Linked DNA regions of Homo sapiens: region 2 is linked to region 1. A link is a loop called in an ENCODE intact Hi-C map of the cell type or tissue named here. Cell type or tissue: heart right ventricle. All regions are shown on one strand. Each heading gives the region's core, and the rest is flanking DNA. Links, peaks and the distances in the headings are about the cores only. Region 1 overlaps NXT1-AS1 (NXT1 antisense RNA 1). Region 2 overlaps LINC03125 (long intergenic non-protein coding RNA 3125).

The links. A loop is a pair of places that touch in the nucleus more often than their neighbours do. Peaks named below come from ENCODE experiments on the same cell type or tissue, not always from the same donor. Only the 100,000 strongest peaks of a DNase experiment are listed, where the experiment ranks them.
Region 2: it touches region 1 in a loop (2.5-fold over the local background); 8 of 110 quality-filtered maps call a loop at or near these places.

The regions. Positions count from the first base shown.
Region 1 is chr20:23,336,230-23,344,556 of GRCh38, forward strand. All of the region lies in intron 1 of NXT1-AS1 (NXT1 antisense RNA 1), which reads right to left. Among named protein-coding and RNA genes, the nearest start is that of NXT1, 10 kb to the right of the region's middle. RefSeq lists a silencer at 4,395-4,444. In heart right ventricle, for the core only: a CTCF peak has its summit at 4,481; a DNase peak (open chromatin) is centred at 4,502.
Region 2 is chr20:23,158,882-23,167,208 of GRCh38, forward strand. LINC03125 (long intergenic non-protein coding RNA 3125) reads left to right here. Exons shown (of 6, transcript NR_199692.1): 2 at 891-987. It also overlaps the pseudogene RNA5SP478. Among named protein-coding and RNA genes, the nearest start is that of LINC03125, 15 kb to the left of the region's middle. RefSeq lists a silencer at 1,346-1,445 and an enhancer at 2,971-3,020. In heart right ventricle, for the core only: no CTCF peak of the experiment used is centred there; DNase peaks (open chromatin) are centred at 640, 2,650, 3,620, 5,530 and 4 weaker places; H3K27ac peaks cover 4,532 bases.

The sequences.
Region 1 (8,327 bases), core at 288-8,287:
AGTTGGGCCAATGTGCAGCTTGAGGCAGTATTTCTCTGAGCCCTTTGTTCTCTAAGGATAAATCTTCCGAAGAGCGGCCCTCACATGGGTGGTCCAGATGAGGCAGAAGAATAGGGTCTGGAGGCAGGGAACCTAAGGCCATTTCAAGCTGACTTCCTAGTACTAAATTCAAAGTAAAGCCCTAACTTTCCACACCTTAGTAACAAAAAGATCAGAAATCACTCCCTTTGCAAACCCTCACCTTTTCTGTGCAGCAGATGCGAAACTGAAAATACCTCTGATTGGTTGCTTTGTGCAACCAATCAGATGTTGCATAGGAGCGTAACTTTGTAACTTCACTTCAGCCTCTGATTGGTTGCAGAAAGCAGGCCGCCACTTCATTTACACCGGGTGAACACCAAGTGGCCAATGGGAAACCTCTAAGGGGCATTTGGACTCTGTAGATTCTATATCCTGGACCTTGAGCTGCTGCTCCACCCATTCCCACACTGTGGAGTGTACTTTCATTTTCAATAAATATCTGTTTTTGCTCTTTCATTGCTTCATTCTTTCCTTGCTTTGCTGTGCATTTTATCTAATTCTTTGTTCAAAACACCAAGAACCTGGACAACTTGCAGTCAAGACCAAGACCGTCTACTGATAACACAGGTCAGATACTTCACAGCCTGCTACTGAGGGATGCTGTGGAGCTTCCAGGGCCCAGGATCCTTGTTGGATCCACAACTTTCCAAGTGGCCCTCAGCACTCTGTGACCCCCACGTGGCAGCCTCCTCCCAGGAGAGACTTCTAGCCTGTATTAGCTTCATGCCAGCCTCCCTGTGTGGCTGTTCATACAATATGATGGCTGTGTTCCTTACCCAAAGCCTCTGTTCCCCATGGGCAGGAATGCCCTTGGAAGAGGAGCACCAGCGGGGGACAGGCCAGACACAGGGCAGCAACCTCATTAAATCTCATCCTTAGGGTCTTTGCTTTCTCTCATTTGGCACTTCTACCCAAATCTAGTCCCACTGCTAGATCCTGAGAAGACACCCATTTTTACATGCCACAGAGCACTTTCCAGCACATTATTCTTCCTCTGAGCCCCCTGGGGTAGCTTGGGTTTGGCATGCTGACCCAGCACCCCATCCTTTATCTGGGATCTGAGTTGTCTCCACTAGTCACAGAGGTAGTTGCAAGAATGGGCCTCACCAATTAAATTACTTCATGCACTGTCACAGCTTAGTGCTTGCTGCCAACTCTGGCTGCATAATAAATATGCATTTGAAAAGGGCACAGCAGAGCCTGCTGAAGGCTCATCCATTGCACATCTGACAACTGATGTTTGCTGTCACTGGGGCCTCACTCAGCTCCTCCCCAAATAGGCCTGTCCATGTCCTCTTTCCAGCTGGCCTAGTCCAGGTTTCCTCACAGCATGGTAGCTGCATTCAAGGGTGAGCAGAGAGAGACAGAGGTATGGGGAGTTGGAGGGAGAGAGAGAGAGAGAGGAAAAAAAAGAAGAGGGAGTGAGCACAGGTGAGCTGAGTGGAACCTGCATCACCTTCTATGACCTAGCCTGGGAACTCCTCTCTTCCCAGATTAAACGGGAGGAACATAGACGCCACCTCTCAGTGAGAGCAATGTCAGTCATGTTGTTAGAGCAGGAGGTCTGGGACATCTTTAATTGTTCAGACGCCTTTGGGCAATGCAATCTGCCACCAGTGACATGCACTCAGTACCTACCTGAAGTCAGGTACCATGTGTGCATCAGGTCATAGCAACCCTTTGATCTTGCCAAAGCCTTGAGGCAGATTAACTTGCCCAAGATCATGCAGCTGGTAAGTGGCAGAGCCAGCATTTGAACTGAGGATTCTCAGCTCCAGAGGTTTCTATGGACTTGAGTTTGTTCTCATAAATTTTGAGAGGTAATTGCATTCCTTATATATAAAAAGGAACAAGGCAAAAAGTACAATAGAAGAACAGAATACTAGAAAAAAGGACCAGTCAGGAACATGAGATCATGAAAGTAAGCTTAGAAAATAAAGATATAATTGGCCAGATAAGGCAAATAATAAGTCAATAGAAAGGATACACAATAAAGTTATTTGTTTGTTTTTAATTCCCAGGGCACAGGCAAAAAAAAAAAAAAAAAAAAAAAAAGAAAGCAAGCAAGCAAGAGAGAGGCCAAAATTGCAAAAACAAGAGAAAGAGGAGAGAAAGTAAATGGGGGAAAGCCATAAAAAAAATAGAATAACTTTTCCAGAGGATGAAGGAAACCCATACAGACTGGAAAGGTCCAAGGATCATTAGGGAGTGACTCCAGGGGTAAAGGGCTTTTCAAGCAATGAGGGGTGCTCTGGAAAGGCTGGCCCATGAGATGAAGGGATTAAGGCACATTATTTTGTCAACAGCAAAAGCAACAAAGACAAAAACAATTAGGAATTCCAAGAAAAACAAGATCCTGTTCCATAAAGATATAGCCGAATAGAAAGTAAACTAAAATAAGCATGGTGTAAGGAGGGTTGGAAAAGAGAAGGCTGTACACTGGACTTTGAATCTGGGAAAGTCACCCTTTAGGGGGTACAGACATCGTGGGAGAGAACAGAGCAAGTCCTACATGTGTGTGTTTCTATAGTAATCAACAGTTAGGCCTAATAGTGAAAATGCTTCTTATTTCTTTTCAATGCTTAGACTCAATCTAGACAAAGAATAAACCTAATCATCGCTGTAGAACAGAAGGTAAATGTAGTCATCCTTGATGCTGTAAATGTGAAGACAGTTTTTACCATATTATCTAGAATTAGTTTTGATGGCATCTAACTGATGAGCTCAAAATGATGTAAACAAAATAGACTTGTAGTTCTCACTTGCCTAAAAGAGAACTTATCATAGCTCTATGAAATAAAGGGAGCCAAGTCCTTCCACCCTCCTCTCTACCATCCCTAGGATCTGGCCCACATCTGCATGGTCCAAAATAGCAGCCAAAGTGCCAGCCATCACATCTGCATTTCAAGCAGTTGAATGAAGACATGGGAGATGGCCTAGCCTCCCTAGTTTTAGGAAGTCCCACACAACACTTCAAACTACATCTCATCAACCAGATGAGGTATATGCCACAGCTAGTGGGAGAGAAAGTAGGAAGCATGGTCTTCAGGCTGAGTGGCCACACGCAAGTCAGGGTTCTATTTCCACAGGTGGAGGAGAGCATGGAGGTGACAGCAGCTCAAGGGTTAGTCACAGAGATGGGACTTAGGAAGAGATGGTTGAGAGAACTGTTATCCCCGTCCGAGAGGGCAGAGAGTTAGACAACAGTCTCTATCATTGATGGAATAAGAAGCAGAGAGGAATTACATATTTAAAGCTATAAAGGTCATCACTAGAACTAAATCTAATGAAATTAGCTAAGAGACTATTTTGTAAGATTCCATTGTAATAGTCATTGAAGATTGTCCAAAATTGATAAGTCAAGCAATTGAATTACAAGCTCATTATTTAGAATTACAGAGGTAACTGCCAAAAGAACAAAAACATAGGAACAGTTGCAAGTGTTTACCCCACGAGCCTGAATGCGAGGGAAAGCAAGGGGCAGGACAAGAGGTACCTGCTCTCCTTACAAACCTTCTATGCTCTTGGATCTCTGTACCACGAGTTGGAACTTTGGCTTAAATTTTTAAATTAAATTAATGCAGCCTCTGCTTCCACTCGAGGCTGGGGACAGAAGAGAGAACCACTTGGCCTGTTGCTGACAGCTGCCATCCCCCATCCCCATGAAGACAGGGCCCTCAAGGAATGCAGAGGGCAAGGCTGGGGAGGCTTGGGGCATGGCCAGCTCTCCTGTCAGGGTGCCCCTTTCCAACTCAGCAGGGATGAGAATCCTCATCACCCGGAGTGCCCTCCAGGGGCCCACAGCTGGGAGCAGGAAGGGATACTGGGAATATTCCACCTGGGATGACACTCTGATGTCACGGGAGAAGGGGTAGGGTCGTGGGGAGGGGCAGGATCTTCTCGATGCCCCCACCCCTCGCTGGTCATAGGCACTGGCTGGCAAGAACGGGCTGCCTGGGGCCTTGCGCCGGCACCCTGAGCTGATCCCCCACATGCCATCGCGGTCATCCCATTGTACACTGTGCATTCATCGCCTCGGAACCATCCCGGGACAAAGTGCCAAAGTCAGCCATTAGACCAAAATGCTCACCAGGAAGCATTTTTGAGACAGTACCTCAGAATTTGAAATAGAACCACACTAAAAGCTGTGCTGCTTTGGAGAGGCAGAGACCTCTGCTTTCCCAAACCGTTTCTAAAATATCCTAGAGAAAAACAAAAAAGCCTCTCTGAGCAGCCACCTGTCAAGACAAAGGAGATTATCTTGGACTTTTTAAATGCCCTATGTTTGATATAGGGAAGGAACACTTTGGTTTCTTGATCAGAAAAGGTGTCACTCAGATCCTGTCTACAACGCAAGCAGAGCGGCTCTTGTCAAAGGCTAGACCACCCTCGTGTGGCTGCTTCTGTGAATGGCAATTCAGATTTGAAGAGCAAGACAGATCAGACAGCTTCAAAAGCGGGAAAACTGGCTGGGCGCAGTGGCTCATGCCTGTAATCCCAACATTTTGGGAGGCCGAAGCGGGCAGATCACCTGAGGTCAGGAGTTTGAGATCAGCCTGGCCAACACGGCGAAACCCCATCTCCACTAAAAATAGAAAAATTAGCTGGGCAAGGTGGCACATGCCTGTAGTCTCAGCTACTCGGGAGGCTCAGGCACAAGAATTGCTTGAACCCAGGAGGTGGAGGTTGCAGTGAGCTGAGATCACGCCACTGCACTGCAACCTGGCAACAGAGCGAGACTCCGTCTCAAAAAAAAAAAAAAAAAAAGGAAAACTAAGCTCAACAGTCAAGGCTGAACTAATTGCAGAAGAGTGTAAAATAATAATTTACTTCATTAAAAAAGCTGCAGAGCACTTTTCAACCCAGGCTACTTTTATTCTCTAGTCAAGAGCAGTTGTTTTCAAAGTGTGGTCCCGGCTTTCCAGTATGACTAGAAATTGGTTAGAAATGCAAATTCTGGCCTCCCTTGGCCCTGCTATGTCTGAAACTTTGAAGCTAAGGCTCTGGCACCCTAGTGTTAGCAAGGATTCTGACGCTCCCTCACTTTGAGAACTGTAGTTTGCATTAGATTTGTTACTGTCTGGCACCAAAAGAGAGCTGTTAGCCAAGGCATTGACCCTTCAAGGGACCAGGAAAACCCATCTAGACATTCTTCAGGTGTTTCAACAGTGAGAGAAAGTCCTTTCTTTGCTCCCTAGCTTAGACAGAGTCCCCAGCAGCAGCCCCTGAGACAACAATTGCACTGCAAGCCACTTATTTGAGAGGTGATCCCAGGGGCACCTGTTGGGGTATGGGGATGTGAGGTAGGGCAGGGGGAAGCCAGTACAGGGGCAGCACTGCAGGTGCCTGGCTCAGTCCCTGGGGAGCTCCGGGATGATGCGGGGTGTGCCTCAGAGATGTCCTGCCTGAGGGACTGGAAGGGTTGGAACCCTCCAATTCCCATCTGTCCTTACTGAAGGATGCTCTTGGGTGTTAACTCTGGGCATTCCTGCCCTGCCATGAGTAAGGTCCAAGACTGTGGCCAGAAAACCCTGGTCTGGAAAGGAGTGAAGAGGGTATCTCACTGTCTGCTCCACTCAGCTTTCCCAGGCTGCAGGGGGAGACAAAAAGTGCTTGCCGCTCACTTCTGAGCTCTCAAGACTCTTTGATTCCTTATTCAAAGCCCACTCATCAATCAAGGCCTCTCTCAAGTCCCATCTTTGCCAAGCACCTCAGCATCTCCCACTTGGGAGCAGCCTCTCTCCGCACACAGACCAGCCCTCAGATCCATGCATCACTAAAACGTCTCTGCTGATGCTGGGCAAACCAGGGCCTCGCCCTGGGCCCACACGGCCTGGCCGAACACTGGGGAGAGAGCGAGAAATGAATGCCACAAAAGGGGCACAGGAATGTTCAGAGGGGGGAACACCACAGACCTTTCCACAAAGTGGGATGGCTGTAAAGAGAAGGTGGCATCTGAGCCAGTCCCTGAAGGATAGCGGAAATGTGTGCAGAAATGGGGGCAAGGTACACAAGGCAGAGAGGGCAGCCTAAGGACTGCGGCAAGCAGCATGGATTCCGCGTGGCCGAAACATGGCACGGGGGAGAATGGTGGGAACCCAGCTCATGTCTTATTATGGAGGGCCTCGGGTCTGGGACCCTAGTCTAGGATATGGGGAGCTCACAAGTAGGGATACTGCAGAGTGAGAGTTGTGCCCCAGGCAAGTCCCTTTGAGGAGCATGTGTGTTTCAGGACCAGAAAAGTCAGTGACCCGTTAAGAGAGGAAGAGAAGATGGGAGTGGAGTTGGGGTAATTGTGCCACAAGAGCTGCACCCACTACTCAGGCATTCTTCAGGTATCCACATGCCAACATCAGGGAGCAGGTACCCTGATTTTACAGGCTCAGAGGGTTAGATCATTCACAGGAGGTCACGCAGGTCTATCTGACTCCAAGTTCGCATGCTCTTTCTGCTCTATCCACCAGGATTGTTCAAATGGCCCCAGAGAAAGACAGCTGAGCCCAAACTCCAGACCCACAGTAGGAGCTGCAGGGGCATAAGCGACTCAGCAAGGCTGAAGTAAGTGTGAGCCTCAGAGCATGAGAGGAATGGCTGGCCCCAGCCCCCAGTCCTGAATCAGGAGGAAGGGACACAGACACTGGCCCCAGCCCTCAGCTCTCAGAGTCAGGAGGAAGGGACATATGGCAGCTAGGAGACAAAGCATCTAGAAGCAGAGGAACCCAGTGGCCATGAGGTCACGAAAGTCACCTCCAGTCACTTGGACCAGAAGACATGCCTTTGGGCAGCTGGCATGTCAACTGAGCCTCGAGGAAAGAGAATTTTTTTTTTCTGTTTAATAATTTCTTGAGGTGAAGTTTATATAAAATGGGCTATTTTAATGCAAACAATTCAACGGCTTTTAGCAGTTTCACAATATCGTCCAACCTCTATCAGTTCCAGAACATTTTCATGACTCAAAAGCCTGGTACCCATGAAGCTGCTTCTCCCCGTTCCTCCCTGCCCACAGCCCCTGGCAAACATCATTCGGCATTCTCTCTGCAGATTCACCTATTCTGGATATTCCACAGAAATGGAATCCTACAACAGGTGACTTCTGTGTATGGCTTCTTTCACCATGTTTTCAAGGTTCATCTACATTGCAGCATGTATCAGTACTTCATTTATTTTTATTTATTTTAGAAATGGGGTTTCTGTTGTCCAGGCTGCAGTGCAGTGGCATAATCATCGCTCACTGCAGCCTTGAACTCCTGAGCTCTAGAGATCCTCCTACATTATCTTCCCAAATAGCTAGTACTACAGGTGTGACCCACCACAGCTAGCAAGTTTTTTTTATTTTTTGTAGAGGCTAGGTCTCATGATGTTGCCCAGGCTGGTGTGGAACTCCTGGCCCCAAGCAATCCTCCTGCGTCAGCCTCTCAAAGCACTGGGACTACAGGCATAAGCCACCACACCTGGCCAGTACTTTATTTTTCATGGCTGAATAATATTCCATTGTATGGGTATACCACATTTTGTTTATTCATTCATCCATTGGACATTTGGATTGTTTTTAATTTTTGGCTATTATGAACAATCATGAACAAATACTCACTTGAGTACCTATTTTCAATTCTTTTGGGTATTTACCTAGAAGTAGAATTGCTAGGTCATATGGCAGTTCTATGCTGAATTTTTTTTGGACTCATCGTACAGTTTTTTACAGTAACTGAACCATTTTACATTCCCACCAGCGATGCACAAGGGTTCCAATTTCCCCACATTCTCACCAACATTTGTTATTTTCTATTTTTTGATTCTAGGCATCCTAAGATTGCAGAATGGCACCTCATTGGGGTTTTGATTTGCATGTCCAGAGAAGGGCATTCCTGGTAAACAAAGCAGCACAGGCCATTTTACAAGGCCATCATTCCCTAAGAGCCTAGTGTTTATAAGTGTCATGCCCTCAGCTCGAAGCTCAGCTCGAGAGCAGGGATCATACATCTTACCTTTCCTTTGTGTCATCAGCTTTGAGCACCCATGGCTTAATGAGGTTCACAGCCCCTTTCCACTCAGATCTACAGTTGGCCTACATGGTTGGGTCAATAGGAATAGCCACCTCCGAGGCTATGCCCAAGGTCACCACGGGGTTGCTTGTGAAGTACACTGAATGTGCTGGGTCCTCCAGAAGCTGCTTGTGGAGCCACTTAAAATGCCTGCTATGATTGACACCTTCAGTGCCTGTCTGAGGCCTGGTACTTCCCTTTTCA
Region 2 (8,327 bases), core at 282-8,281, 180 kb before region 1:
AATCAGGTATTGTAATCCTCTAAAAGACACAGAAGCAATTTTAGAAAACATACATTGAGCTGGTGCTGACATTTTGGGATAAGTACATAAACATGGCATCCAAGAATTTAAGACAAGCACATTGCATGGGTGTCCAACATTTGCCATTGGCCATATTTGTGTTTTAAAGAAGAATTGTAACCTAAAAATAGGAATCACACTTTATTCATTATATTTTTCACAGAGCTTTATTTTTGTATTGAAGGCTGGAAGCTATTAAGCTGCTGTCTCCTTACAACTGACCAAAGCCTGTGTGTGCACGTGATTTTTATTCTGGTACTTTGCCCTGGGACATCATTTCTGCCCCTTGCCACCGGTGCAAGCTGGACTTGAAGACAAGGGTCCCAGCACCTGGTGGAACCGCCCAACAAGCACCAGAGTCAGTCACTGGTTCCTTGTACCCCATTTTCAAGCACCCAAAGTGGTTCTTCCCCTCATGTATCGTTAGATCTACAGCTAAGCCAAATAGTGAAGGTGAAGACAAAGGAAAGGGCTCAAGATAACATTTCCCTTCCCTGAGTTGAAGTCATTAGTGACCCAGAAAACAGGAAGGGGGTGAGGCCTCATTTAGGGAGAGGAAAAGCAGAGGAAGTGGCACCCGGGGGTGTGGAGCAGGATGGAGCACACTTGAAGTGCTCCTTAGAAGGAGGCTGGTGGAGCCAGCCTGGGGGTGGGGTGGGTGGGGAAGCTTGGCTGGGGACACAGAAGGGCAGAACCACTCCCAGGATTGTTTTCCAAGGACAATTTACAGTACCCATTGTTGGCTTTTCCTCTGGGTAATTAGACACAACATGGGAGCAAGGGATCCTCATTCATCTTGTCACTGGGTTTTAATTTTCTTGGTCCTTCAGCTCCCAGCTGCCCTGGCAGATGTTCTGTCCACAAGTTCCAGGAAGTTCAGCAATGCTTCTTCTGCACTACTTTCACCCAGAGCTGACATGGTCTCTGGTAAGCAGCTTTAATTTGATATGGCTGGATGTACTTTGGGGCTGGCTGCAGCAGATGAGAAAAGCAACTCTTTTTATGATTTCTATAGCAGGGTTCATTGTGAAATTTAAAGCAGAGAGGAGACTTATTTCTTTACCCTGGGTGTGACACCCTTTGAAGCTAGCTGAAGTAAAATGCTTTGCCAAGGAGGAGGGAATGAAGGAGTCAGCATACAGAATGAAACTGGACCTTAATCCATCAGTGAGATAGACACGGCTGCTTAACAGATGAACGAATACATTTCCATGGTGCAATGAATCATTTCAGTTGTCCCCTTAAGAGTACATTTCTGAGATGTATTTCTATAGTGTGTGTGCGTGCACCTGTGTGTGTGTAACCGAAATATAAATTGGGCTTCATGTGGTCCAGGCTATACACAGAGTCACTGTCAAAGCAGCACCAGGCTAAAACAAAAGGCATCTATGGTTAGTTTCAGTTTTCACTCAGGTGTCTGGAAGAATGCTAAAAGGGATTCAATTTAAAAACCAGAGCAACACTTCTTAAAATTATGTTTTATTTATTTTCTTATTCTTCCAAAACTCGGTAGCCTTTCACTTGAAATGGCAAACATTCACATCACTTCCAGCTTTTGAGTCTTTCCTATTTTCATCTTCTGTCTGTGCTCTATCAGCATTTTACATGGACTGTAAAGTTTTCTCCCTATTTACCCATTACCTGAATTCTTCAAAACAAAAGAGGGCTCAGAAGCTGATCCAAGAAGCAGGAATCTCCTTCCCTTCCTGTCTCCGCCCACCCTGCCTGTCTTCGTCCTCTCAACAGTTTCTGCACCCCAGACTTGGCTGGCTAACACCCAGCTCTCCTTAGGAGCAAGCAAGGGAGAGGCTGAGACTCATTCAGAGGTTTCCAGTCCTCTGAATGGGTCCTTAGGCAATGGTCAGGAAATGAAGAGCAGGGGTTTAGAGCAGGGAGAAACTGGAATTTTTTTTTAAGCCTATAGCACCTGATAGTCTCAGTCTCCCATCAAGGTACTAACCAGGCCAGACCCTGCTGAGCTTCTGAGATCTGCTGAGATGGGGCATGTTCAGGGTGGTATGGCTCTTGGCAGAAATATTATTTTCTGTGTTGCTAAATCATGTTGCTGCCCTAGCTTCCAGACCCAGCTCTGCAGACTTCTGAAAAGAAAAGCCCATATGGACGGGTGCCACCCAAGGGCATCTCCGCTGACAGCCCAACTCCCCCCCAGCCCCCAACACATACACAGGGCAATGTCTCCTTGTCGGGTGTGAGTGTCACCCTCTGGAGTTCTCTGAGACTCTCCCACACTGAGCAGCCTGGAGTCCAGCCCTGGGTTTCCTCACAGGCCTCAGGGTCGGTGGTGGAACACACCAGGGTCCTTGCTTGTGGAAACTCTCAGAGGAGGCTGTGCCACCAAGTAAGCGTCCGTGGGGTTTCGGATCGCCTCTGGGCCACTCCTGCCTCTAGGAACCTCGGCTGGCACCTCGAGGTGTGGGCAGAGGGAGAGGCTGAGGCAAGACAAGGCAGCAAGGTGAGCCCAGGAGGCCGCAGGAGCCAGCCCCAGCTCCCCCAGGAGGCCTGGCTTAGGCATGCTGAGGCTCCATCCCCCTAGCCTGCTTTTCACAAGTCAGGACTGACATTCTGTGCAGACCCAGGGATCCTGACAGAGCTGAGTAAAGTATGAGTGTGCAATCTGAAAGTTCTTGAGCCACACTAGCATGCGAGCACAGGAAACTGCTGTGCGAGTGCAGGGCCCTGGAGCAGATCCTCCACTGTGGAGGGGCGCAGCGGCTGTGGCCCCGGGCTGAAACGATGGCTCCCCAGCCTTCCTAGCTGTTGGGGGTGGGGTGCAGCGGCTGTGGCCCCGGGCTGAGACGATGGCTCCCCAGCCTTCCTGGCTGCTTCCCCATTTCCTCCCACACAGGCTCACCGCTGTAGTCCTGGACACACTGTTGGGCTGGTGCATAGCAGGAACCCAATACATGAGTTGAGTGACTGGATAAACCCGGAGGCACTGACACCCTCCAACGGGGAACCCCTTCCTCAGTTCACCTCGCATTTGCAGAAAGCAGAGTAACATATATGACATTACTAGAAAATAGCAGGGGAAATGTAAAAATTGGGTTCAAAGTAGCCTCCTGGAGTTGAAATGGCTGCAGCTGTGTGGAATGGAACAGCAAAGGCAGCTCCACAGCAGAAAAGGGTCTCAACTTAGGCCCTGGGAGATGGACACAATTTCCCACCAGGGAGAAGAGAGGCCAGACGCCTCTAGCCACAGGGATAGTTGGCACACAGAGGTGTTAACTTTGGGATGAGTGTGGTTGAAGCCAGGGAAGGCCAAGCCCTGGCATCTCACATTCAAAGGAGCAGGTTCTCCTTGGAGCAGCCCCCAATCCCCCAGAGGAGGAGGGACCCCCAGGTATTCTCCCTCATAGCACCTTTTTTCTCATTGTGCTCATTACATTTGTGATATAATTTAGAGTAAGTCATGCAATGACGTATTAAATATCTGTCTCCCCACCAGACAGCACACTGCATGAGGGCTGGGCCTTAACACTTGGGTTCACTGAGTACCTGGCACTGTGCCCAGTGTGTTGTAAGGTACTCAGTGACTGCGTCAACACGGAAATGAGAACGCCGGGGCAGCTGCTCCCCCACCCCTACGCTCGCTGCAGACATGTGCTCCGTAGAGAGGGCTCCTCTCGAGGCCTAAGAGCGCTCCTGGCTTCCAGGATGCATGGATAGATGTGTCATCCAGATGGACCCTGGTTGGCACTGGACAGAGGGGCCTGGGGCTGCGCCAGGACTGATGGTAGAAGCACAGCAGAGGGTTGGTCTGGGCACCCAGTTCAGAGGGTCCTGCTTGGGGGCACGCCCTCTCCTGGAGGAAGCCAATGCTATAAAATTCCGTTAGGGACACCCCAGCTTCTGCTTCCCTGGGTTGGAGGGGCTCCCACCAGGCCCCTCCTTCCCTTTGGCTCCCTATACCCCAAAAAGGGAAGATTCTAGCAGCAAGGTCCCATTCTGACTCCAAGATGTAAGTCCCGTGCCTTCTGCTGGCCAGGTCCCGCACATCCTGGAACTGGGCCGCAGGGATCTGAAGCACTCTGCAGGGTCTCTCCCCAAGACCTGACTGGCCAACCTCCTCTCTCCTCATCTCTCCCAATGAGGAAGGAGCTGTCTGAGGAGAGCAGGAGGCAGGCCCAGCCAGCCTTGGGCAGGTGTCCTCCTACACCGGGGACAGAGAGGGACGGTGCACACAGATAGCAAGCAGCCTGCACAGGCCAGCACTCAGTGGCTGCACTTGCCAAGTGGAGCTTGCTTCATCTGCAGCCCAGGCCTGTGAGCTACAAACAGCATCTGGATGAACATGTTGGGCTTTCACCTTTGGAACTGTGGTGAGGGCAGTATCCTCCTTGGAAAAGGGTTACAGCCCCTGCTGACCCCGTGGTTGACAGCTGTGAAGGAGGCAACAGTGACACTTCCTACAATCCCAGGCCAGCAGCCCCAGGGAGGGAACATAAAGAGACCCCTGGGAGCTAAAGCTACGACTGCTAAACAGAGCCCTGTGGGCATCAGGACGGGTTCAAAATGAGATATCTGGAAACTGGAGGACCTGCAGGGGTGGTCAGGGTGGGAGCATCTCGGGAGCATCTTCCCACCAGAGCAGGTACAAAAATCTATTTATTCATTCAACACATAGTGGCCACATGGTCAGATATTGCCATCTACCTTTGGGAAGACAGATGTGAGGATGAGATGGGACGGTCACAGAGGGCCAGCAGAGCAGAGTACAAAACCAAAGAGGAAACCCCTTCTGCAGCCTGGGGGAGAGCATCTGGCCCTGGACAAGGATGGAGGCAGAATGGTGGGCCAGAGAGGCACATGAAAGGTGATGTGCGTGGGACCGCTGGATGAATGGATGTCCTGAAAATTGCACCTTGATGGCAATTTTAGTTCTTCTCTGCAAAGCCATGTGCCTCAGCCTTGTCCACATGCCAGAATCACCCGGCAAGCTTTGCAAAATGTTGATGTGCAAACCCCAAGCACAAAGATTCTGGTGTCTCGGGCCCGGGGTGCAGCCTGGGCATCTTCATTTAATGCAAGTGATTCATTAATGTGTGACAGTGCTGGAGATCCCTGGCTTGGAGAATCCTAAAATTTTCTCTAGCTTTAGTTCAGTTGCACCTGTAGGTAGAGCAGTTGCAGCTGATGACAGGCAGGCTGTGGGAGCAGGAGCTCAGTTAGGTTTCTGGGCCTCTGAGGGCCGCAGGGTCCACCTACCCACCCGTAGATTCTGCAGTATTTATAACTTTTTTGGTTCTGCCTCCAGCTTTCTGGGGCTGTCTGGTGGCAGAACAGTAAGAAGGGAGGGAAAGGAAACGTAAACCGGTTGATTCCAAAGTCCGTCCTGGAGACACAGTGCAGCCATAGGCAGGCTGGGCTCGCAGGCTGTGCTGAGCTGCAGCTGGCTGGGACTGCACAGTGAGCTGCCGGACATGCAACAAAGCGGCTGGGGGCCTCGAATGGGCACTTCGCCTTCCAGAAGTGTGTCCCTTGCCAGGGTTATTCACGCTCCCGCAGGGCTGAGAGCTGGCCAGCCTCCTCCTCTCCCAGATGGAGCTCAGGGCTGTGTGGCGGCCGTGGGGGACCTGGGACACTGGCTGCTCCAAGGGTTTTCTGCCGGTTATATCCATTTGGGATGTGTCCAGGGAAAAGGCCTCTATCAGCTGCGAGAAAAAGAACACACATTCCCGAAATATCCGATAAACAAAGATGATTCCTTTATCCACCCCACTGGCCAAAATGAGCACCTGTGGCCTTGTCTTTCACTCAGGAAGTGCGGCCACCCTAGCCGCTCTCCCTCCTCCCACACTCCCTGCCATGTGGCCCTGTCCCCTCCTCGTCCCACTCCATTTTCCACTTCTGTGTCCAGGCCTTTCCTTCTCTCTGCACCTTTCCTCAGTGTAATTTTCAGCCTCAAAAAGCATTTTTTTAAAGAGGCATTCCTCTCATTGCCCAGGCTGGAGTGCAATGGCACAATCTCAGCTCACTGCAGGCTCTGCCTCCCAGTTCAAGCGATTCTCCTGCCTCAGTGAGCCTCTGGAGTAGCTGAGATTATAGGCACACGCCACCACGCCCAGCTAATTTTTGTATTTTTAGTAGAGATGGGGTTTTACCATGTTGGTCAGGCTGGTCTCAAACTCCTGACCTCAGGTGATCCACCCATCTTGGCTTCCCAAAGTGCTGGGATTACAGGCTTGAGCCACTGCGCCCAGCCAAAAAGCTTTTTAAAATTACTTTTAACTGCCTTTATAGCCCTCTGAGTCTTTGAGGGGAAAGAACTGTGAGGTTTCTCATCAGATCAAATTGTGGGGTGGCCTTTCCCAGAGAGGAGAAATCATCTCCTGGGGGAGGCTGGGCTGATCCCACGTTGGGAGCGGGGCTGCGGGTCCCACTCTTGGGCAGAGGCCAGCAGAGCATGCGCTCTAGTGGGGAATTCGAATAATGCGCGAGCCTCAGCAAGGAAGGAGCTTAGCTCCAGTGCAGGAGCACATAGGGAAGGTCTCAGCATCTCGGGGTAGGCGGGTGGTTGAGGCAGGGCAAAAAAGAGAGTCACCTCTGTGCTGGGAACTGTCCTTACCATGTGACCAGCTGCAAAGACTTCAAGCACGGCCCTGTGGGTGAGGAGGGCAGGGAGTCCAAAGATCCTTAGAGACTGGAGAAGCTGAGTGTGCAAACAAAAGAGAGAAGGTGGGTGTGGCCAAGAGGGGCAATGCCAGGAGTGCCATGGGAGATGCCTGCAGAGAGCTGCCCAGGGGCCACATCACAGCACCCCTCGCAGGTGCTGCTGACGCACCAGTGTGGTGACAAGCCACGTCCAAGCAAGCGATGAAAGGACTGAGTTGTTTTGCAAAAAGTTCTTGCCATCTCCTCCACGGAGAGTGGATAGGAAAGGGGACACAAACCCATCCATTTACTTATTCTTCCTTTAACAAAATCCATCCATTTACTGATTTCTTCCCTTAACAAAATGTTATTGACAGTCAACCCAGTTTAGTGATCAACAGGAATTTGTGAAGATCGGGACCATATCCCAGTGAATACGGTGCTCACCATCAGTGGGTGGAGGGGACTCCCATGTGAGCCCGCAAACAATACCCCATGCACGCATGTCCTTCTATAGGGTTGAGCTGAAAGCTCTGGAAGCACAGCAAAGTCACCAGGAGCTTCATTCTGGGAAATCAGAGTAGGCCTCATAAGGATCTGCCCTGGAGCCAGGTCCACTCAGCTGAGAGCCTGCATTTTTGTTGACAGACTGAGTGTGCATCAGTGCAGGCGCCGGCTGCAGCCCAAGGGGCTCGGGGGGCCCCAGAGCACACAGGGTGTGGATATGATGTAGGCATCAAAGACAGGTGAGGTTGGTAAGGAATCTTGGGACAGATAAAGAAAGTCTTAGCATCAAACAAAGGGTCCCCTCTTTTTCCTAGAAGTAGCAAGAAAACCCTTGAGGTGTTTGATCCAGGGCATAGCACAGTGAGACATGCTTTAGAAAATTAATGCAGGGCTTGCTTTGGTTTAGGTTCACTCAAATCCAAGTCATTGACTCCCACCTATTTAGAAGGTTCAGGGATCTCCAGGAGGGAAGTGGGGATAATGGTGCCATGGAATGGAGCTCTGTCAAGCCAGCATTACTAGGTGGGCAACGGAGCTTAATGCTTGCATAGAGGCTCTAGGAGACTGGGCAAACCCCGGGCCTCAGAGGCATCCTGGGCAGGGCAAGGGAGCTGGTGTGCTCTGAGCAGCTGGCTCGGGCCTTGGCCAGGAGCTCCTCCCGGGATGCTTGTTTCCTGCACTTCCAGGCACCTGCAGTGTGGGTGGCACAGCCCCAGTGGCTCTGGGAAGAGCCTTTAGGAACCAGAATGACTACACCAGCAGGTCCTGGGAAGTTGGGCAGAGCCCTGGGAGGATGGGCGGGACACGGCCAGGTCTGCCACAGAGAGAAAAGGGCCAAGGAGGGAAGGTGGGCAGGTGGCATCGTGCAGAAAGGTAAGATCTGTGTGTGAGAGCACTCTTGTGAGATTTCCACAACCATTTATTCTACCTGGCTTTAATTTTTAGAAACTTAAATGTTAGAAAACACTAATTGATGGCCGGGCACGGTGACTCGTGCCTGTAATCCCAGCACTTTGGGAGGCTGAGGCGAGTGGATCACTTGAGGTCAGGAGTTCAACACCAGCCTGGCCAATATGGTGAAACCCTGTATCAACTAAAATTACAAAAATTAGCCGGGCATGGTGATGGGCGCCTGTAATCCCAGATAC